Linked DNA regions of Homo sapiens: regions 1 and 2 are each linked to region 3. A link is a loop called in an ENCODE intact Hi-C map of the cell type or tissue named here. Cell type or tissue: heart left ventricle. All regions are shown on one strand.

Region 1 (8,000 bases), 330 kb after region 3:
TAAACAAACGTTTAAAAAATCAATTTTAGAGGCAATTGGACTACAGAGTCAAGGAGACATTTACAAGTTAATATAATAAATGTAAATGTTTATGACATCATAGAATTGTAATGAGACTATATTGAGGGTTAGATAACAGGCAAGTATGTGGAGATGAGGGAGCAAATAGAAAATGAAGCAAAATTTTTTTTTTTTTAGACAGAGTCTCACTCTGTCACCCAGGCTGGAGAGTAGTGTAGTGTCACAGTCTTGGCTTACTGCAACCTCCGCCTCCCGGGTTCAAGACATTCTCCTGCCTCAGCCTCCCGAGTAGCTGGGATTACAGGCATGTACCACCAAACCCCACTAATTTTTGTATTTTTGGTAGAGATGGGGTTTCACCATGTTGGCCAGGCAGGTCTCGAACTTCTGGCCTCAAGTGGTCCAGCTGCCTCAGCCTCCCAAAGTGGTGGAATTACAGGCATGAGCCACTGCGCCCTGCCCAAGATCTGACTGAATAACACAAAGGTGACATCCAGTTCAAGGAACTTAGTGGTAGGTGTGACTTTAAGGTTTGCAATGGTTGATCAGACACTGTTGGTGTAAATTGGTGCACCCTTTTTGGAAGGCAGTTTGGTAGTAACCATTATACATTAATAGTTTATTCTTTTTCACCCAGCAATTTATTTTCTAGGAATTTATTCCACAAAAATATAGGTAAAATTATTAAGGTATAGACAAAAGCACTGTTGTAACGGCAAAGGAAAAAAAATGAAATAATTTAATTATTGGTCTGCAGAGAGAGTAACAATAAATTTTAGTATGCACATATCGTGGAATAACCTATAGCTTTAAAAAAAAAACCTTAATAACATTTTTAAGTTTTAAAAAAGCAGGTGAAAAACAATGTGTATAATATGATCCTATAGAGAAAGAAAAAACTAGTAGAAGCATAAAGCTCCATTAACAGTGCTTGTCTCTGGGGAAGTAAACAACAAAAACAAACAGGGAATTCTCACTCTGTTTTGTGGTTTTATATAGTTAAAATAGTTTACAATTACCATTGTCAGTTAATTCAGACTGCTATAACAGAATACCATAGACTAGGTGGCTTAAACAACAGGAAGTTTATTTCTCACAGTTCTGGAAGCCAAAGTCCAAGATCAAAGTGCCAGCAAGCCTGGGCACAGTGGCTCACACCTGTAATCCCAACGCTTTGTGAGGCCGAGGCTGGCGGATCACTTGAGCCCAGGAGTTCAAGACCAGCCTGGCAACATGGCGAAACTCCGTCTCTACAAAAAATATAAAATTAGCCAGGTGTGGTGGTGTGCGCCTGTAGTCCCAGCTACTCAGGAGGCTGAAGTGGGAGGATCACCTGAGCCAGGGGTGGTCAAGGCTGCAGTGAGCCCTGATTGTGCTGCTGCACTCCAGCCTGGATGACAGAGTGAGATCCTGTCTCAAAAAACAAGACAACAAAAACAAAATGCCAGCACATCTGGTGTGTGCTGAGGACCCACTCCCTGGTTTACAGGTAGCCATCGTCTTTCTGTGCCTTCACATGGCAGAGCATGAAGACGCAGGCTCTTTTTTTTTTTTTTTTTTTTTTGAGACGGAGTCTTGCTCTGTCGCCCAGGCTGGAGTGCAGTGGTGCAATCTCAGCTCACCGCAACCTCCGCCTCCTGGGTTCAAGCAATTCTCCTGCCTCAGCCTCCCGAATAGCTGGGACTACAGGTGCCCACCACCACGCCCGGCTAGTTTTTTGTATTTTTAGTAGAGATGGGGTTTCACCATGTTGGCCAGGCTGGTCTTGAACTCCTGACCTCAGGTGATCAGCCCGCCTCGGCCTCCCAAAGTGCTGGGATTACAGGCGCCTGGCCAAAGCAGGCTCTTTTTCTAAGGGCACCGATCCTATCATGAGTACTCCACCCTTGTGACCAAATGTGCCCCACCGCCAAATACCAAAACATCAGGGGTTAGGGTTAATATAAACTTTGGGAGGACACAAACATCCAGGCCATGTTATTATTATTATTATTATTTTTTTTTTTTTTTGAGACGGAGTCTCGCTCTGTCGCCCAGGCCGGAGTGCAGTGGCGCGATCTCGGCTCACTGCAAGCTCCGCCTCCCGAGTTCACGCCATTCTCCTGCCTCAGCCCCCCAAGTAACTGGGACTACAGGCGCCCGCCACCACGCCCGGCTAATTTTTTGTATTTTTTAGTAGAGACGGGGTTTCACCGTGTTAGCCAGGATGGTCTCGATCTCCTGATCTTGTGATCCACCGGCCTCGGCCTCCCAAAGTGCTGGGATTACAGGCGTGAGCCACCATGCCCGGCCTATGTTGTTATTTTTCTAATCAGAAATAATAGTAAAGACTTTTGAAGAGAACAGAAGTGAGAGGGCAGGAATGGTGACTGACTATGGAATAGCTCCGGGTGAGGGTGAGGAGGAGGAAAAGGGGTTCCATCCTACGTTCGTCCTCGGCGCTCACCTCCTCCAAGCTTACCTGCAGGGCTTTGCTGCACTTATCCATGAAGACCGCAAGACGCCGCTTACCTGCTCAGTCTTCGAGCAGCTGTCCCTGATTATGAAGTTCAGAGTGGCTGTTTAACGAGCATTTAGTGAGAATTTCCTTTTAGCAGACACTGTTAGGCGCTAGAAATATAAAAATGAAGAAGACACCGTCCCTGCCCTAACAGAACTTATTGTTGAGGGGGAGAAATTGCCAAGTAAACCAATGTTGCAGTACAGAATTTAGTCTAGATGCCCGGAGGTCTCTTCTGAGTTGAAAAGCCTTCAATTCACTGAAGATGGTCTCTGAAATTTCTAGTTCTTTTCATAGGCTGAGAGAAGGGCTAAGAGTAGGTTTTTTATTTCTTCGTTTCTTCCTACCTTCCTTCCCTTCCCTTTTCTCTCCACCTCTTCTCTCCCCTCCCTCCCTCCCTCCCTCCCTTCCTTTCTTTCTCTCTTGAGACCTGGTCTTGCTCTGTCACCCAGGCTGGAGTAGTACAGTGGCGCAATCACGGCTCACTGCAGCCTCAAACTCCTGGCCTTAAGTGATCCTCTGGCCTCAGCCTCCCAAAGCACTGGGATTACAGGCATGAGCCACCATGCCCAGCCAGTAGTTTCTCACTTTCCCAAGTGTTCACTTTGAATTGGCCTGGGCCCCCAAATGCAGGCCTTCATTCCCTGGGCAGCAGGACATTCTTCTCAGTGGAAGGTTTTATGAAAGAGGTCAGCATGTGCCTCTGCGGCCAGTGGACTAAGTCCATGATGAAGCTGAGACTCACATTCCCACGCTATAGACTCCATAGCTTCTCAGACCTCCACAGCCACAGGCCCCCAGGAGTCCCCCTGCCCATCTGGCTATTCCTCAGAAACACACACCAGTGAGCACACAGGGGACACCTGAAGTGCACAGAGGACTCCGGCAGCAATGGCCAGGGAATGAGGAGACCCGAGTTCTAATCCCAGCACTATCACTGTACTCCATAGCATGACTGGGAACAAGTAACTTTCTTTCCCTGGGCTTCAGTTTCCTCATTTGCAGAATCAGCCAATGGTGGTGAATGGTCTCTGCCAGCGTTGACATCCTGTAATCATTGTCATTGTGTGACAGTTCTGCCATCTCTCTACTAGGTCAGGTGAAACCACCTCCCAAAGGGCCTCTCTGGGCGGTGAGTGTGCACTAGCACAGTGCCAGGGGAGCTGTTGAACAAATGCAACTCCTTGTTGAAAACTACTATAGGTGCTTTCCGTAGGGGTGAGAAAAGCATATAAGACCATGTCCTGCGTTCTGGGAGCTTCCAATTTTCCCAGAAAGGTCAGAGAAATACACATGAAACAGATGAAACAGTAGCAGCCCTAGAAGCCTCAGCACACAGGGGTAGGGGATGGAGAAGATGGGGGCTAGAGTGGGAGGGGGGCTTTTTGGCTGGACAGTTGCCAAAGGTTCCTGCTGATCTTCAGAGTTTTTCCTTTCACAAAGCATGTGACAAGTGCTTTGCCTTGTTTCATTCTGGGACGTTCTGTTCTCTGGATCTGTTTCTGACAGGATATGATCACTGGAGCTTCCAAAATTTCTTTGGGAGTGGGGAGAGGGTTGGCAAGCAGCCAGATGCCCCTGTCGCTTTATTTGGCACAGGAGGAGGTCACCAGGTTCAAGCCCAGAACTAGTTCAAAACTTTAGCCTCAAGGAAAAGGTCCAGGCCAGGCACAGTGGCTCATGCCTGTAATCTCAGCACTTTGGGAGGCTGAAGTGGGAGGATCACTTGAGCATAGGAGTTCAAGACCCCCCTGGACAACAGGGTGAGACCCCATCTCTATTTTTAAGTTTTTATTTTTAATTTCTTTTAAATGGAAGGAAAAAAAGAAAAAGGTTCAAATAATATAATCCTTCCTACATCCCACTCCTAGCAGTGTGGGAAAGTGAAAGGAGAATTCTTGTGACGAGAACTCATGAACACAGAACAAATTTGTGTCACTCCAGTCGAGCGTGGCTTCTCAGTGTGTACTCAGCACGTGGCAGGTGTGATTGTTGGCCTGAGGTGATGACCTGCCTGAATCCTCAGCCCATCACCAGGGCTGGCAAGAGCTTTATCTGCCCATAACTGAGCCCATGATGGGCTCGAGTGGTATGCTTTTTTGGGGTTTGTACCAAACCGGCCTTTTTCCCTGTTTCATCCTGTGCTGGTCTGTCTCTTTTGCATGTTTGGGCTAATCTTCTCCATATGCGTGTCTGGTTTGGCATGTGGGTCTCGACCTCCCATGAGCAGGGCGAGGCTGCCTCAGACAAGTGCAGAGAGTTGCCACCCAGCCCGCCGGGCTCTGGAGCTGGGCCACGGGCTCCTCTCTCTGGAAAGGCTCTGCAGAGAGACACCTGGATGGCTTCTCTTCTATGTTTCGGGGACATGAGAAGAAGGCATTCTTAGAACAGATACTGCCTGGTGACCCACCTAAAACAGTCTTACTAGGACAGCAGGCTTAAGGTATGCCCAGCGCTCAGACACCTAGTCATCCAGGCCCTGAACATCCTGCTCTGACTACAGCGTCCCCTCCCCTCCCTCCACCATCCGAGAGGTCAGCTTCCTTCACCATGGGAGCCCCTGCTTGCCATGTTTGTGAGGGGCAAACACTTCACTGGTTGGTAGGGCTTATGGCTCCATATTGAAAGGAGGGAAACAATTTGACAGCAAGAAAAGAATCTCCTAAAGAGACTGTTGCAGTTTTACAGAGTTCTTTCCAACTGATTGCCTCTGCTAATCTCTATACTACCCTGTGACATAGGAATTATTATCCCCATCTTTTATTATTATTTTTTTTTATTTTTTGAGATAGAGTCTTGCTCTGTCACCCAGGCTGGAGTGCAATGGCATGATCTCGGCTCATAGCAGCCTCCACCTCCCAGGTTCAAGCCATTCTCCTGCCTCAGCTTCCTGAATAGCTGGGATTATAGGCGTCTGCCACCACGCCTGGCTAATTTTTGTATTTTTAGGAGAGACGGGGTTTCACCATGTTAGCCAGGCTGGTCTCAAACTCCTGACCTCAGGTGATCTGCCCGCCTTGGCCTCCCAAAGTGCTGGGATTATAGGCGTGAGCCATGGCACCCGGCCTATCCCCATCTTAAAAAGGAGGCAGCTAAGGCTCAGAGAAGTCATATTACAAGTCTAGGGCAGAGCGGGGACTATATTCTGGCTTCCTGACTCTGAGTTCAGTAACCTTTCTAGAATACTGCCCTCCCTAAACCTACACTGCTGCAGCCTGGAGGTTCCACAAGCCCTTTCTCATAGACCCCAGCAAGGTGCTTTCTCCCTGGACCCCACTCACACCTATTTCTGGACCTTTATTGGCAGGTGGGTCAGAGAGGACACCTGTGTGATCAGAGAAACAAAGTCTGGTGAGAGGAGCAAGTGCAGTTATGCACAGGGAGCAGCTGGTCCCTCAGACCTTGCCAGCCACTTCTGCGGTGGTTGTCGGTCTTGGAAAAGCTCCATCTTCAGAGGGGTTTGTGCCCAGCAGCTGATCTCTGCCTGTAATCTTCAGAGGGCACCAGTTCTTACCAGACAATAGCTGTCTATGACCTCAAGCCAGGCCTAGGACAAAGTGGAGACGTCCTGTGAGGCAGGCAGGCCTCTGTCTCAGCATCACCAATAGCTCACCCTCCTGTCCACTCACATTGTGGCGCCCCCGACCCTTGCCAATCCCGTGCAAACCACGCAATGTCTGCCAGCGCTCACTGCCTTCCTGAGCCCAACAGCCCCTTTCTTGCCCACTAAACTAGCACTAGAGCTTTATCAAGTTCTTGAAACTTTCTTTTTTTTTCTTTTTTTTTTTTTGAGACAGAGTCTCGCTCTGTCGCCTAGGCTGGAGTGCAGTGGTGCGATCTCGGCTCACTGCAACCTCTGCCTCCCAGGTTCAAGCGATTCTCCTGCCTCAGCCTCCCGAGTAGCTGGGATTACAGGGGCACACTACCACACCCAGCTCATTTTTATATTTTCAGTAAAATGGGGTTTCACCATGTTGGCCAAGCCGGTCTCAAACTCCTTACCTCAAGTGATCCGCCCATCTCGGCCTCCCAAAGTGCTGGGATTACAGGCATGAGCCATGGTACCCTGCCAAGTTCTTGAACCTTTCTGGTCATTTGCTTCCCTGATTGAGAGATGAGTCAGCATTCATATATTCATTCATTCATTCATTCAGATATTAATTCAACATATAATTTGATGAGTCCCTAAGAGAGCCCTAGAGACTCAGAAAGGTAATCAGACACAATCTCAGCCCTGCAGGTCTTCACAGCCTAGCAAGGGAGACAGATATGTAGACAGATGATCATGATACAGTAGAAGTATCAACAAAGAGCTTCTGAGCTCATGTCAAAGCCATCTCCCTTGAACACAGATGAGAGAGGGAGGATATGGGGATCAATAGTTACTTCCTTAGAAGTCATGGAAAAAGCACGTAGGAGACAAGGGTGAGCTGGATGACCTTGGGCAAGTTATGTAACTTCTCTGAGTTTCAATTCTCTCATCTATAAGATAGGATGATAAAACCTATGTTGCAGAGTTATGTTGTAAGAATAATGGGCCGGGCGCGGTGGCTCACGCCTGTAATCCCAGCACTTTGGGGGGCCAAGACAGACGAATCACCTGAGTCAGGAGTTCAAGACCAGCCTGACCAACGTGGAGAAACCTGGTCTCTACTGAAAATACAAAATTAGCTGGGCGTGGTGGCCCTGCCCGTATTCCCAGCTACTCAGGAGGCTGAGGCAGGATAATCGCTTGAACCTGGGAGGTGGAGGTTGCGGTGAGCTGAGATCGCACCATTGCACTCCAGCCTATGCAACAACAGCAAAACTCCATCTCAAAAAAAAAAAAAAAAAAAAAAAAACACCAAGAAAACGATGTATCCAGTCATTGAGCCAATGTCTTACACATAATAGATCCTAAGAGGGCAAAGGAGCCACGACAAATGTTGAATTGTATTTTTGGGAAACCTAAGTGTCACAGGAACAGCTCACTGTAACAGCAACCGGTATTTATTAGTGCCCAGTAAATGCTTGACCCACTGATGGGCCTTGGCCCAGTAGCTAAGGCTGAGAGACCTTTACTGCACCTGGCCTTCGCAGAAGTTGGTCTGTGGATGGGGAGAGCCTGAACCTGCCTGAGGACTGAACCTGACTGAGGTCCTGAACCTGAGCACAGGACCTCAGTTACCTGGCCACTGTGGTCATCCCAGGGGCACCCAGAACAGACCGGAGTTCTTCCTCAGGCACATCACTGCCCCAGCTTTCAGCCTGGTGTCATTTTCAGCCCATTTCTTTTTCTCACCAAGTTGACTCAGCAAACTTCCCTTAGGTTCCCTTGCCCTTTAGGCAAGTCTGCTTCCACTAAAGTCCGCAGGCCTTGTGTGTGCTCTGTACGTTCACAGCAGCGATTCCTTCCCAGGGCTAGGAGGGGGACTTTCCCCTCTGGCCTAACATGCTGAATCGTCCTTTCCAGGGCACACTCGCAATGTGTCTATAGTCA
Region 2 (8,000 bases), 310 kb after region 3:
TAATTTAAAACCAACTTTCTTTTGAAAAACTTTCCAGCCTCATCAGACATTGGGGATTCTATGTGAGGGCACCTCTCCAAGATTGGATCTTGCTGTGGTTGATGGAGTTACATCCTTCACAGCACGGTCCAAATTAGAGATCTCCAGTCAGGCTGTTTGGTCTGTGAAACATTTGGATATTTGTTTTTTAAATCCATATTAGGACATGTTATTCAGTGTTTGGAGAAATTAGTATGTACTAATTTCTAGGCTGCTTGAAGAACTTGGGGGGTAAATTGTTGCTCTTAAATCCCCTTAAAATATAGGGCAGAGGCCAGGCGCGGTGGCTCACGCCTGTAATCCCAGCACTTTGGGAGGCCGAGGCGGGCAGATAACGAGGTCAGGAGATCGAGACCATCCTGGCCAACACAGTGAAACCCTGTCTCTACTAAAAATACAAAAAATTAGCTGGGCATGGTGGCGGGCGCCTGTAGTCCCAGCTACTCAGGAGGCTGAGGCAGGAGAATCTCTTGAACCTGGGAGGCGGAGGTTGCAGTGGGTTGAGATCACGCTACTGCACTCCAGCCTGGGTGACAGAGCGAGACTCCATCTCAAAAAAAAGCATATATATATATGACAGAAAGGATCTTGGCACCCTGTGTTGAAAAGATACGTTTTTAAGTCAAATGTGAGGTAAGTAGGTCATGCCACATCTCAACCTCATCAGGCTGTACTTCTGCAGATTGTTGTGGCTTCTGGGTGTCCTATTAGAAACAAAACAGGAGGGGAGAATCGTTTGATCTCTTGCTCCTAAAATGTGGGCCCTAGGCCGTCAGTAAGAGGTACTGGCCCTTGCCGAGTCCCAGTGTTCTCCCTCATTCACCCCCTAGGTGACAGTGGATCCAACTCTCCATAAGCAAGTCTGGGATTCTGCATGTTGTGCTTATTTGCTCTCTGTGGGAGGGTCTGTTAGACAGGTCTCTCCAAGGAAGGGGAAGGGAGCAAGGAGTGGGGGAGGGTGTCAGCTCAGAGGGGCTAGCAAGTCCAGTAGATGCCAGTTCTCCCGAAAGACAGGTCCCCTGTGTGATTCACATCTGGTACTGAAGTGGCTAGAGCAGTTGGCACACCGCAAATTGACACTGACCTTGGCCATGCTGTTGGGGTAATTGGACTTTCAGGATGGACTCTCCGAACAATCTTGCCACTGTGGCTGGCACAAACAGGCTTTTCTTTAACAGCAGACGTTCATGTCTTCTTGCTCCAACTTTTTTTTCTTGAACAAACATATGTATTGTGGCCAATGCAAGGAAAATCCCACTCACCATTTTGATCTGAGTTGCTTCTGTCCTGGAACAATAGTCTAGTGTACCAGGGGCCCTCGGGATGCTGGTTTCCATGCCCTGGTCTAGTTTTATGAATCTCCTTGGAAGACCCTAAAGGCCAGGAAGCCATCGGTATTTCTGCAGGGCCTCCTACCACCATCGGGGACATCAGTGGCTCTGTATCTGATTGTCAGAGCGTGAGCTTCAGCAGTAGCCTCGGGGTCAGGACTGGTTACAACCAAAGAGCTTTCTAAGTGCCTGCCCTTTCTCCCACAAGATGGCCTCTTCACAACTTAAGTGGGCATAACCGAAGACTTGCATTCCCCTTTGAGCATCCACCTCACTCAGTTAGAAGAAATGTGTCTCCAAGCACTGCCAGCCTGTGAATAAGCACTTCCCAAGTGCCAGGTACAAAGTTAGACACTTCCCATCTTTCACCTCGTTGATCGCCTCAAAATCCCGTGAGGTTTTTAATCACTGACTCAGTAGCATTGATTGAGAAATCTACTCCGTGTTAGGCTTAGACTACATAGTGATGACCAAAACAGTCTTTGGATTCATGGCAATTACTGCCAGGTAGAGAAAGCGAATGCTGTTATTTTGCTCTAAGAGGAAACTAAGGTTCAAAGAACCAATACTTTCTCAATGCCATATAACTGGTAAAGGGTGTGGCCACGATTACACCACCATGATTCTACTCCAAAGACTGTCTTCCCTCCACCATGCCCTACTACCTTCCTATAGGAAGCTTAATCTGCGGTTCTACTTAAAATATGAGGAAACATCTGGAATATTAGTTTTCAACCACATTTCAGACACAGAAAGTGGAGCCTAAGGAATAGCCCAGTTGGCTCCTCTCTGAGAGCGGGTAAGAGTAGAAAAGAATTGCTGATCTCAAGCATTTTGTTACCAGAATAACCCCACAGGAGAGGCCTGGCTGAACGGGGATTTGTGTGGGCCAGACAATGTAGGGGATTTATTTCCAAGGCTGGAGGACAGAGCTTGGACTCGGGTCCAGCTCGGCGTCCTCCCTCGGGTCCTGCTCGCTGAAGAGGTACAGCATCTGGAGGAGGACTTTCCGGCCAGGGTACAGCTCCTCTAGGCTGAGGCAGTTAACGATTAAACAAGAAGCAGCCTTTGGCTACAAAGCTAATGGTTTGGGTTCCAGGGCACAGGATAAAAATATACAACTGGAAAGGCAAGCTCCCAATTAAGTGGAAGAGCTCAAGCAAGAGATGTTTCAATGCCGCGGAGCCAGTGACCACACGTGGGCCTGCTGTCTCCTCCACCAGCCCCACTCGCCCGGCCCCATACTTAGTGCTGGCTCCAGAGTCTCGTGGGGGAAGCCGGCTGGCAGCACACAGGCCATTCCTCTTTTCCATTCAAAGAAAATCTTACTTGCCTTCTGCCCAACAATTTATCTTGCTTGGCATCTTAGGATAGTAGAATGTCAGAACTGGAAGGGCCTTAGGGATCATCTAGCCTAGTCCAGCTCCCTGGTTTGATGCTTTAGAAACCGAGGCACACACTGGGGAAGTGACTTGAGCAGAGTCACCTTGTCAGTTCGTGGCAGGGAGGAGATTCACGTTTTGATCTTGTAATGTCCGCATTCTCTTCTCCCTTTGTACTAAGCTGGCACCATTAGCAGCCTGCCATTTGCACCTCTTCCCTTTGCTCCCACAAACCTAAAAGCCCTCGGTCCTTCTCCTCTTTTACAGGAAAAGATACTGAGGCAGGGAGTGTAAACAGTGCCCACAGAGCTGACAAGTACAGATGCCAGAAAGGGAACCGCAGAATCCCGCCCAGCAGGCCTGGGCCTTCACCATCTGACCGCATTCCCTCTCTAAGAACATGTTGTGGGAGAACTGAATTTGGCCTCCTTTGAGCTCTAAGCCTGCAACAGCCCTCCTAATGACTCTACAGTTCCTGGCTTCCTCTTGCCACTGACTTTCCCCTCCACCGCTGCCTGGGACAACCTTACAGCTACAGTGACTTTGAGTCTTGCCAAGACAAGCCCAATAGTTACTTTCAGACTCAAGTGCTTGCCAAGCCTGAAATAGTAATTGCCTGAAGGGTTCCAAAAAGCTGGGCTTTATCTGCAGCAGAGACTTTAGTAAATCAAAACACAGGTCTTATCTCCCTATTCTCTCCCCTCTGTTGTGTGGTCTCCTAAATGAAAAATGTTACCTAATTGCCTAAAACAGCTGGCTTGATGTTTAATTACTTCAGCTTGCTAACCTGATATTCTGGACCAATAAACTATACACAGGGAGTGGATAATGCTCTTTACAGATCGGACTTGTCCAGGTTTCCTTTGTGAGAAATGTTGATTTCAGCCACCAGAGGGAATTCCAAATTTGAATGCTCTTAGCAGTCACCGCGCTTGTCTGATGTTGGAACTCCTCTTCACCCATCCGAGGAACAGTGTGCCTGGAAAATGCCTTGAATCCTCTCCCCAGCATTCCAGGGGCAGTCTCCTCCACACGCCACACTGCTCAGCCTACACTCCCTTTTCTTTTTCTTTTTTTCGCGAGACAGATTCTCGCTCTGTCACCTAGGCTGGAGTGCAGTGGCGTGATCTCGGCTCACTGCAGCCTCCGCCTCCAGGTTAAAGCAATTCTCGTGTCTCAGCCTCCCAAGTAGCTGGGATTATAGGCGCCCACCACCACACCCGGCTAATTTTTGTATTTTTAGTAGAGACAGGGTTTCACCATGTTGGCCTGGATGGATGGTCTCAAACTCCTGACCTCAGGTGATCCGGCCGCCTCAGCCTCCCAAAGTGCTGGGATTACAGGTGTGAGCCACCGCGCCCAGCCAACGCACTCCTGTTCTGAGACACGGGAGGGCATGCAGAGCAGTCTCGGAGCGGACGCTAGCTGGCAGCGGTGCCATTGCTTTCGCCTCAGGCTTCCTAGAGCAAAGAAGCCCATGGAAGAGGTTGCACAGCGTCGCTGGTTAATGGCAAAGCCCAGGTATGGGCCAGTGAACCCCAATGATGCTGGGGTGCCTCTTCCTGTCCCCAAGGACTCTACAGCCTCAGCCTCACCCATCGATGCTTCCCCATGTGGGTCCTGGAATGTGACCAGGCTGACTGACCCCCCGTTTCATGCCCCACGCCTTTGCTGGTACTGGTCCCTGAGATGTCCCCTGACATGCCCCTCACCCAGCACCTCTGCCCTCCCATCTGCCTCCACATGCCGCTGCGTCCCCTCCACGGCTCCCCTGCAGTAGCACACCTCTGCACAGCTTTCCTCTTTACTCCTAGCCAGGCTCAGAGGGACCCACAGCTGACATCTTAAAGTCACCTCTATTGTCCACCTACCTACTTCTCTATCTCACTGAACCTCTTTAGGACCAGGATTTTCCCTTTTCATGTGTGTTTTCCAGTGTCTAGGATAGTGACCATCTATAGCAGGTGCTGGCCAGGCGTGGTGGCTCACACCTTTGATCCCAGCATTTTGGGAAGTCGAGGCAGGTGGATCACCTGAGGTCAGGAGTTCGAAACCAGCCTGGCCAACATGGCGAAACCCCCATCTCTACTAAAAATTACAAAATTAGCCAGGCATGGTGGTGCATGCCTGTGATCCCAGCTACTCAGGAGGCTGTGGCAGGAGAATCACCTGAGTCCAGGAGGTGGAGGCTGCAGTGAGCCGGGATCACGCCACTGCACTCCAGCCTGGGTGATAGAGTGAGACTCCATCTCAATAATAATAATATTAATAGTAATATAGCAGGTACTTAGTAAATGTGTGCTGAATGTGGGAGACGTCTTTTTTAAGGAAAGCCTAAGATGTCATTCTTAGAGCAGCAGAAGAGATGATGTTCATGCCCCATGCCTTTGTTGGTACTGGTCCCTGAGATGTCCCCGGACATGCCCCTCACCCAGCACCTCTGCCCTCCTATTTGCCTCCACATGCCGCCGCGTCCCTTCCACAGCTCCCCTGCAGTAGCACCCCTCTGCACAGCTTTCCTCTTCGCTGCTAGGCAGACTCAGAGGGGCCTGCAGCTGGTATCTGATAAAATAAAGGAAAGGTTAGAGGGAGGGAGAGAGGGAAGGAGAAGGAGGATAAAATAAAAGGAAAAGAAGAGGTATGAATTCTTTGGAAAAGAAATCCATGCCCTCGGAATGATGTGGCTCCTTCCTTTTTTAGTCAAACATCTGCTCAACTGTATGTGCTGTGCTAGATTCCTCGGGGTCATGTACAATAATTCCTGCCATGTAGGTTTATTAAATTAACAGTTGCAATTTATGTTTAGCGGTTTCCCCACTAAGGAATTCCTCGTGTATTTGATCGATTTGTGCAAGAGGCTAACTCCAGCCATTGCCAGCCCTTCTGTAAAATGGCTACTATATGATCCAGAATTCCCTCTCACCTCAGACACTGATGGTACTATTAGAGTTCGGGAGGCTTCAACAGTTCTGAGATAGGTGTAGCATATACAAAAATTCCGTTCACTGCTTTGTTTTCTTAAAAAAGTTTAGGGTTCTAAAGAGTAGTGTCTTCTATCCAAATTTAGTATACTTATATATTATATCCATCATATTATATTTAGCTCTTATGCCCTAGGTATTTGATCAATTTGAGCATTTCATTGCCAAGCTTTTAAGAGACTCCTGCTCCACGTCTTCTTGCTGTCCTCACTAGCTTGAGACAAAGTAGAAAGGCCAGAGAGAGGGGACTCCTCCAGAGCCCACCCAGGACACACAATATACAGTATGATAGAATAAAACAATGTAAAGGCATGCTTCTTAAATAACAGGTCATATGCTTTAATTATTTCATCTACTGGCAGTGTATTGCCTTTACTGGGAAACAAGCCTTTCCCACACACCTGCTTTGTAGGGCTGGGCTGAGTCAAGCCGGGAGAACCAGACAGTTCCTGGTGTTTGGGGCCTGGACCAGGAAAATGCAGCTCATGGCAACATGGAGGGCTTCATTGACGGTGAGGTGAGGTCACTCTAGGAGAGGGCTCGGCGTAGAGACCTGGGTCAGTGGGGTAGTAGCACCATCAGGGGCAACTGGCAGTGAGGCCTCAATAGCACCTTGAGAATTCAGCGAGACAAGACCGATTTGGGTGGGGTGGGAGAGTAGTAGTTGGCAAGGTAAGTAGGGCACAGTTGTTCCTAAGAACTAAAGCCCATCAAGGCAAGGGCCCAATACCCAGATTGGGGAACTTGACCTCAGGGATAGGACAGAAGCCTAGTAATTAGAGCAGAGACACGGTGTCAGAGCCAGCCAAGGGCCCTGCCATGGGAGGCCTGATGTGGAATCTCCTCCCTTTTAGCCACCTGAGGGCAGACTTGAACAGAGGTCCCTGGTGAGGTCTGTGGGTGGGGGTCCAGGCAGAGCCTGAACGAATGCCATACGCAAGCTGTTCTGGCAGGCGTAACGCGTAGGACCAACAGTGAAAGCACAGCAAGAACAGGGTTTGTGCTGCAGGTGTCCAGGCTGTGCAGGAAGCAGGGCCAGAGGCCGCCTCTCCTGCTAGAGCTACATGCCGCTCCTCGGCTCCTCCCCGCCACCATCACACCAGGAGTCAGGGCCCTGGGAGGCGACTAGAACACACCAAAAAAGGATGGCTAGGACTATTTCTCTGCAAGGTGGAATCAGCTCTTCATTTAAGATATAAGCTGTGGCCCAAAGTTACTGAGGGTTCTACAGGTGACGTCCATCTAGGCAGGAATAGAAGTTCCAAAATTAACTGACTTTTCTCAGTTGGAAACTTTCTTCTCAGGCTCCAGAATCTGCAGTGTCCTGTCTGCACTCCTTGGTGGCGATGGAGCAGCAGCCCTCTCCTGTCTTCCCTGCCTACTGTTAGAACCAAATGTAGTCTTTCTTGAAGACGGCACCATCTCCCTCTCCCAGTGACATCAGCAGCCCCTCTTCCCCCTCCCCCTAATTGACAAATGTGGGCATTTCCAAGTGTCTTAATGGCATTAACAAGGGACACACCGCTTAATCACAGGTGGAACTGCCAACAGATGACGGGTTATTTCCCGTGTTTCTCCCCACCCTGCAGTGAGGCAGCAGCCTTGTGTTGGGGTTTCTGAAGAGCACTCCTGCTCGGAGGACATGTGCTATTTCCAGCCAGAGTTGTCCACCTGCAACTTTCTGCTAGGGTTAGCAGTTTCATCTCCCATTATTAAGAGTCCAGCTGGCGTGTCTTTGAAGTTGGTCCCATCATGTTAAATGTTAACTGTAATTTCTCTTGGCCCTTGCTGGAGAGTGCTTTCCTTCCCGTTGGTATGATAATAGCCGCAGCTATATTGGCCATGTGCTAGCTGACCACCTCAGCAATTGCTTTCACTCCCGGAGTGACATAGAAGGAGCTTTGTACTGTGCATCGTGAAACTTGGGGTTTGACCTGGTTCTGCCAGGAAGCCATGTGATCTTGAGCAAGCTCATTCTCTTTTCTGATCCTCATTTTTCTGCTCTGTACAATTCTGGGTAAGGGCTAGAGGATTTCTAAAGCCCTTCCACTTCCAAATCTGTGATTCCAAGATTGGGAGAATGCACAGTTACTCGCAACTCCTTTTTCTCCCTCTACCCCGGGCCTACACCCCTCGCTACAGTGCTTCTCCACATGCTGATCCCAGTAGGTAGCCAGGGTCAGAGAATACTAACAATATGTAGAGAGCTCAGGATCATTCTGACCCTTTGAACTTGAAATCCTCAGAGAGCTTTCTATTCTAATAAA
Region 3 (8,000 bases):
CCCCACCCTTTTCCTCCCCACTTTTGAATCCCTAATGTCTATTGTTCCCATCTTTGTGTCTGTATACACCCAATGTTTAGCTCCCACTTATAAGTGAAAACATGACATATTTGGTTTTCTGTTTCTGTGTTAATTTACTTAGGATAACGACCTCCAGCAGCACCTATGTTGCTGCAAAGGACACGATTTTATTCTTTTTTTATGGCTGCATAGTATTCCGTCGTACATATGTAGCACATTTAAACAATCTAATCCACCATTGATAGGCACTTTGGTTGATTGCATGTCTTTGCTATTGTGAATAGAACTGCGATGAACATATAAGTGCATGTGTTTTTTTTGTAAGAATGATTTATTTTCTTTTGGGCATATACCCAGTAGTGGGATTTCTGTGTCAGATGGTAATTCTATTTTTAGTTCTTTATGGAATCTCCAAATTGCTTTCCACAGGGACTGAACTAGTTTCCATTTCCACCAACAGTGCATAAGTATTCTATTTTCTCTGCAGCCTCACCAACATCTGTTGTTTTTTGACTTTTTACTAATAGCCATTCTGACTGGTGTGAGATGGTACCTTATTGTAGCATCTGTCTGATGATTAGTGATAAGCATTTTTATATGTGTATTGGCCATTGTATGTCTTCTTTTGAGAAGTGTCTGTTCATGTCTAAATGACCCTTTTAATGGGGTCATTTGTTTTTTGCTTGCTGATTTAAACTTCTTATAGATTTGGGATATTAGTCCTTTGTTCAGATACATAGTTTGTAGTATTTTTTTCCCATTCTGTAGATTGTCTGTTTACTCTGTTGATAGTCAGAAGCTCTTTAGTTTAATTAGGTCCCAGTTGTCAATTTTTTTTGTTGCATTTGCTTTTGAGGGCTTAGTCATAAATTCTTTGCTCAAGCCAGTGTCCAGAAGAGTTTTTCCTGGGTTTTCTTCTAGAATTTTTATAGTTTCAGGTCTTACATTTAAGTCTCTAATCCATCTTGAGTTAATTTTTGTATGTGGTGAGTAGGTAGGAGCCTAGCTTAATTCTTCTGTGTGTATATAGTTAGCCAGTTTCTCCACATCATTTATTGAATAGTTATATCCTTTCCCCATTGTTTATTTTTGTCGACTTTGTCGAAGAATATCAGGTGGTTGTAGGAGTGCAGCTTTATTTCAGAGTTCTCTGTTCTTTTCCATTGGTCTATGTGTCTTATTTTTGCACCAATACTATCCTGTTTTTGTTACCATAGCCTTGTAGTACAGTTTGAAATGTGATGTCTCAGGTCAGGCGCGGTGGCTCACGCCTGTAATCCCAGCACTTTGGGAGATGAAGGCGGATGGATCATGAGGTCAGAAGTTCGAGACCAGCCTGGCCAACGTGGTGAAACCCCGTCTCTACTAAAGAGACAAAAAAAATTAGCTGGGTGTGGTGGTGTGCACCTGTAATCCCAGCTACTCAGGAGGCTGAGGCAGGAGAATCACCTGAACCCGCGAGCTGAATGTTGCAGTGAGCTGAATGTTGCAGTGAGCCATTGCACTCCAGCCTGGGCGACAGGGTGAGACTGTGTCTCAAAAAAAAAAAAAAAAAAGAAAAAGAAAAAGAAATGTGATGTCTTAGGCTTTGTTCTTTTGGCTTAGGATTGCTTTGGCTATTTGGGCTCTTTTTTGATTCCACATGAATTTTAGAATAGTTTTTTCTAATTCTGTGAAAAGATGACATTAGTAATTTGGTAGGAATAGTATTGAATCTTTAGATTACTTTGGGTGATAATGGACATTTTAACAATATTGATTCTTCCAATCCATGGGCATGGAATGCTTTTCCATTTGCTGGTGTCATGTGTGATTTCTTTCAGCAGTGTTTTGTAGTTGTCCTTGTAGAGGTCTTTCACCTTCTTGCTTAGACGTATTTCTAGGTATTTTATGGATTTTTTTGTGGCTTTTCTTAAAGGGATTGCGTTCTTTATTTGGTTTTCAGCTTGAATATTATTGTTGTCTAGAAATGCTACTGATTTTTGTATCCTGAAACTTTACTGAAGTAATTTATCAGGTTAAGGAGTCTTTAGAGTTTTCTAGGTATAGAATCATATTGTTGGTAAAGAGAGATAATTTGACTTTCTCTTTTCCCATTTAATGCCTTTTATTTATTTCTGTTACCTAATCACTTCAGCTATGACTTATAGTAGTACTATGTTGAATAGGAGTGGTGAGAGTAGACATCTTTGTCTTGTTCCAGTTCTTGAGGAGGAATACTTCCAGCTTCTGCCCATTCAGTATGATGTTGGCTATGAGTTTGTTGTAGATGACTCTTACTATTTTGAGTCTACTTTTATTTTTGATGCTACTGATTACTAAGTTAAAACTTTCTTGGTGAGGAAATTGGAGGACCTGGAATCAGACTTCCTGGTGGTAGAATCTATCTTCCATGATTTCCTAACTCTGTAATCTTAGACAAATTATTTATTCTATCTGTACCTCACTTTTCTTTCTGTAAAATTGGAATAATAATATTACCAATCTTATAGAGTAACTATGAGAATCAGAGCCCTTTAAATAGTGTTTGGCACATATCAAATATTCAGTAGAGGATTACTGTAGTTTCTATCATTAGTATCATTATTGATACTGCTGTTAATGTGAGAGTCTATAGAACTGATTCATTTTTCGTATTTTGGTACAGTACCTGTTATCCAGAAAACAGAATAAATGAGTAATTCACTAAATAATGAGTAAATTAAATATAATAATTGTGAACTTATTCTTTAAAGGCTTTTAGAACAATACTAGGCTCAATGTTGATAAGCTCAGTTGCTACATTGCTACACCAATGCAAAACCAAAAGTGATGGTAGTATTATCATTTTAATTGGTTTTTGCTCATTTTAATTGTATACATCAGGAAATATGGTTTTATAAATCAGTACACCTATTCTTGAGCCTTTGCCATTTCTTAATTTTGCAAATTAGTTTTCCATTTTAGGTTCAAAAATATAGAGTTCACTGTGTCATGGGACTTAGAAGGAATTTGTTTTCTTCCTGCAATTTCCATTGAGTTAACAAACAGATCTTGGATTCACTTCTGCAGTTCTCTAGAGTTCCTGCAAGTGTCTCCTTTCCTATTAACTTGTTCGTCCTCAGAGGGGTCATCTTTGAGTCACAGCTTTTGGCATCTGAATTCTAGATTCTGCTTTTTCTAAATGGAAGTAGTTGATGAGACTCGGAGACCTTTGTACAAAGCCTCTCATTTCTTGGACTTGGAGCCTCCATATTTCAGTAAAGTGCTTTTACAAAACTGGAAGTATCACTTTTCTTTTTAGCATCTGTATGAGGCATTCCTTTTACCACTCAAAGACTCTGTTTATAGCTTTCATTTGATGGTTTATTGTAATTTTAACTTACGTTGATCAGTAGTTTTCTTGATACAGACCACATCACAATTGTAAATACAAAGCAACCACACATTTCAGCCTTATATAGTTTCACCTACTTAAGAGAATCAATGATAATGTGATGTTTCTTGACTTTTCTTTCCACATCACTGTTTACTTGTGGATTGAAGTTTCCATGTGCATGTTTTAATTTTTGCCAAGAAAAATCAATCAAGTGCACTGTAGCTCTGCTTTAGATTTTATGCCTCATATGACATAGAGTATATAAATAGTATAAACATGTTAAATGGAGAAAAATCTTGTGGGGGGATATCTTAGTTTAGTACCTGGATTTTTATTGATTATGTGTACTTTATTGTTTTAGCTCAAATGCAGTTTTGTTTTTCATTTGTTATTTTCAGATTTAAAGTTTTCCTGGTGAATTTGTTTTCTCAAATTCTTTTATCACCTTTTTTAAAAAAAAATGTTGCTATAGCACTCTGCTAGTTTTAACATTTACTATTTTCTCAAGACAGAGCAGATGAGTTTGTTAGGGAAAGTGGATAGAAAAGAGTGACCTCATAATACCTTCCTGAAAACAAGATGCTTTCATTTCAGAATCATTAATGGAAGAAGCTATTAAATGAAGATTGTACAGTTGTTGTTTTTAAATAGGTTTTTAAAGAGAAGTTTTAGGTTCTCAGTAAAATTGAGAGAAAGGTATAGATAACGTAGTTTTGGGGGGAAATAAAATTGCCAGTGGGATATATTTTAAAGGAAACCTGATATTATATTGCCTCTAAATTATACTTTAAAATTTAGTGCTATGAAAATTAATTTAAAAATATTTTAAACCTAAATAAACTCTATGTAGATATTTTATATTTTTGTGTATTTCATTTTGGATATAACACATTTCTTTTCTCTGTAAGTTTTGCCTTTAAATAAATGCCAGATGATGTAGTTATCCCTTGAAACTAATCCAGAATTTCTTCTTTGCTTTTTACTGCTTGTGGAAATATTTTTTCTTTTCTATGTATTTTTTACATGGGCAAATCATAAACTCCAGATTTCAAAATAGTTTTATTTTTAAATGGTTAATGAGACATGCCTCTAGAGGGCAATATTTTCTCATTGTAATCAAGGCAACCCTGGCATGAACCTGAGGTACTAGGGATGTTAATGTCTTATCAGATCTTAAATAGCCTTTCTTCCTTTTTATTATGTTTTCTGTGATTTATTCTTCAACGTCTTCTTAGAGAATTCAACTTTGGAAATATATTACTATCAATTAATATCCTTTCTGAGTACTACATGCAGATCCAGTTCCTCTGAGTGAATACCATTGAATGAATAGAGGCAAATTTTTTAGTTATATCATTTGAGTATGTGGGGTCATTATGCTAAATGTTTTTTTATTCTCTATGTGTTGCTATTCAGGGACTTGTTATCTGTATACTTTATAATATCAGAGTGATTAAACTTCATTTTTGAGGCATTGAGGCATTATAAGGGCTAATAGTTATCTACTCTTTTCTATTAACATTGATTGGACACTTACTGTTGTTGTTTACCCTTTAAATATAATTTTTATTTTTTATCAAAGAAATACATGCATTTATTATAAAAGTCAAAAATATAATTTTATAGTGAAAGGAGGCACTTTTTGGCCTATCCTCCCCACTCTCGGGTGTCATTCCCCAGAGGCCTCTTCTTTTAACTCTTCTGTTTTTTTCTCAGTTGGTTTTTTTTGGGCCCTTTCCTGGAAATCCTATTACTTGAATAATGTATCTTCTACATTGAGCCCCTAATCTTCTTGTCTATTTTCTATCTTTTTTTTAACTTTATGAGAATTTCCCCAACGTATGTTTCAGTCTTCTTGTTGCATTTTTATTTCTGCAATCTTTTTAATATGATTTTCTTTGAATTTTTTTTATTATCACACCCTTTTCTTATTTTATGTGTAATATTTTTCTCTCTTTAAGAGATCGTTATAAATTTTGAAGCTTTTTTGTGCTCCTTTTATTATGCCCTCCCCTCCCCTCCCCTCCCCTCCCCTCCCCTTCCCTTCCCTTCTTTTTCTTTCCTTTTTTTTCTTTCCTTTCTTGTCTCCCTTTCTTTGCCTTTTTAAATCGAGACAAGGTTTTGCCATTTTGCACAATCTGGTCTCGATCTCCTGGTCTCAAGCAATCTGCCTGCCTCAGCCTCCCAAAATGCTGGGGATTACAGGTGTGAGCCACCAAGCCCATCTGGAGCAGTGATTTTCAACCCTTGACTGTCCATTATACTTAAGCTAGATAGATTTGAAAAATACTGAGGCCTAGACTCCATCAGACTGATTGAACCAAAACACTGACCTCAGTGATGGGGAATCCTTGATGGATCATTGGCTGATTATTTTTATTTTTACATTCTATTATTTAATAATTCATTTTTATTTTATTCATTTTTATTCAGCTAATCAACAAATCAATACTAAGGAACTGATTGGAAGCTTTTTGAATGTGGGAAGGGCATACCGCCTTATAGGTATCAGTGGTCTATCAGGTAGGAATGCCATTTTATTATCATACCTCAAATAGTCACTATCCGTAGGTCTTTTCATGTACGCTGGTCAGTTTTCCCACAAAGAAATTCTTCTATCCTCTGTTCAGGGTGGGGTTGGGGTAATAAAGAGTTTCTGGCAATAAACTTAGAAGTTAGTTTTCAAGGAGTTGAAGGAGTTAACATTATTTTTGTCTAGTGATTAGAATAACAAAAAGAGGATTTGGAGAACCTGTTTGCATTTGATTATTGTCTTACTTCCCTAGTTAGGAGGACAGTTAAGTAAGAAATTCTGGTCTGGTTCCACTGAAATAAAAATATTTCTATGGAAATCTGGAGATGGAATTTTTAGTTGCTGAAGTGAATGAATGTAAAAACTACTTATTCAGATAAAGAAGTGCAAATGGGTAGAACAACAAATTTTGGGAAAAGAAGTGAATGTTCATTTCCTTATGTACTTATCAAAAGGAAGATCTGAAATGTTTTTTTTTTTTAATTTGGAGAAAAATTGGAGAGGGAGAAGAGAGTGAGTAGGCTTCTTAGGATTTGTAGTAGCCAGAGTTTGAATGATTGACCCATATGAACAGATTTAGAAATTATCAGACTTGAGAATAACAGACATGAATAGTCTTGAGGTTGAAATCTGAGCAGGAACTAGAAATCTGCTAGTTGATAGTTGTAAACTACAAAAGGACAACAAGACAGGGATCAGGGCTATACCAGGATTATGCACAGAAGTAGAAATTTTGATGGTTCTTACCATGATGAGGTAAATGATATTTTGAATTTGGAGGAGGATGAGAAAAGGAAAAGGATTTAAGGTTCATTGAAAGAGTTATTAACATTGGATGATGTGTTTTTGCAGGTGAGAATATTGAAGCTAGAATGAGGCACAAGAGGGAAATTACTATTTCAGAATGGACCAAGGTGGAATTAACATGGGCACTGTTGTTGTTGGCTTCAGAAGAAATAGAGCATTCCATTTTCTGTGTTAAGAGCCATCTCTAGTAAGGAATGCTTAATTAATGTTCAATAATATTTCACTCTGGTCTAGTTTTGGAGCAGATTGAAATGTGTCTATATTTGATAAAACCATAGATGAGGGAAAAAATACCATGACAGTACTCATAAATGAATATAGTTTTCCGGCAGTGCTCCAGCTGATTAGGAAAGTGTTTCGGCTTGACAGGGAATTACAGGGAAAGAAGAGTCATTATTTCTCAACTGGGGATGGTCGTGGTATCACTCCTCTTTGTGGTTCTTACTGTCAAGGATCTTTTGTAAAAGTAGGTTTTACGTACGTAGGTAAAGTCATAGGCATACTTTTGGAAAAGTAAATTTAGAAGAGAAGGGCTTGAACTATTAGTATTCGTGTGGTGTGCTTAGTTTGATTTTTTTCTTTTTCTTTTTTTTTGGTAAACTGTTCCACAAATTGTTGATAATTTAGGCAGCTAAATGGAGTATTGGTTTCCTGTTTTCATCTTGAGGAAAATATGTAAGCATATTTTGATAGATATTTAAATGTTTTAAAACTGGAAATAAAGTATATGTGAATAGAAAAGGTTTTATCTGCCCTGTTGTCAAAAATGCTGATTTGGCCCTTTCGTACTGTACTCCCATCTTTGTATGGTTGTTACAATCTGTTGCTCTTTCCCATCTGAAGGAAATGCATCTTTGACACTTCTCATGACCTGCGTCATGATGCTGAAATAGAGCCAGAAAATATCCTTAACAGTCATGGGTAAAAAGAAGGAAGGCGTCCGTGGGTTGGGGCGGGAGAATAGGGGACTGTGAGGAGAAGAGAGTCTTTGCTCTTTCAGTTTACATCATTTTGATTTTTAGGAAAGTTACTTACATTTTGTGGCTATACTTTTTTTTTTTTTAGGAAAAAATTTCTTTTTTTTCTTTTTTTTTTCTTTTATTATTATACTTTAAGTTTTAGGGTACATGTGCACATTGTGCAGGTTAGTTACATATGTATACATGTGCCATGCTGGTGGGCTGCACCCACTAACTTGTCATCTAGCATTAGGTATATCTCCCAGTGCTATCCCTCCCCCTTCCCCCCACTCCACCACAGTCCCCAGAGTGTGATGTTCCC

The links. Peaks named below come from ENCODE experiments on the same cell type or tissue, not always from the same donor. Only the 100,000 strongest peaks of a DNase experiment are listed, where the experiment ranks them.
Region 1: a loop joins it to region 3, with 2.2 times the contacts of the local background. A loop is called at or near these places in 6 of 110 quality-filtered maps.
Region 2: it touches region 3 in a loop (2.3-fold over the local background); 2 of 110 quality-filtered maps call a loop at or near these places.

What each region holds. Positions count from the first base shown.
Region 1 is chr17:61,327,328-61,335,327 of GRCh38, forward strand. The region is part of intron 22 of BCAS3 (BCAS3 microtubule associated cell migration factor); the gene reads left to right. Among named protein-coding and RNA genes, the nearest start is that of TBX2-AS1, 68 kb to the right of the region's middle. In heart left ventricle, no CTCF peak of the experiment used is centred here; a DNase peak (open chromatin) is centred at 4,082; H3K27ac peaks cover 1,689 bases.
Region 2 is chr17:61,311,302-61,319,301 of GRCh38, forward strand. The region is part of intron 22 of BCAS3 (BCAS3 microtubule associated cell migration factor); the gene reads left to right. Among named protein-coding and RNA genes, the nearest start is that of TBX2-AS1, 84 kb to the right of the region's middle. RefSeq lists an enhancer at 3,675-4,176. In heart left ventricle, a CTCF peak has its summit at 3,635 (motif pointing right); DNase peaks (open chromatin) are centred at 2,347, 3,123 and 4,148; H3K27ac peaks cover 2,438 bases.
Region 3 is chr17:60,997,988-61,005,987 of GRCh38, forward strand. All of the region lies in intron 15 of BCAS3 (BCAS3 microtubule associated cell migration factor), which reads left to right. Among named protein-coding and RNA genes, the nearest start is that of BCAS3-AS1, 130 kb to the right of the region's middle. In heart left ventricle, CTCF peaks have their summits at 3,068 and 4,470 (motif pointing right); a DNase peak (open chromatin) is centred at 7,664; H3K27ac peaks cover 1,713 bases.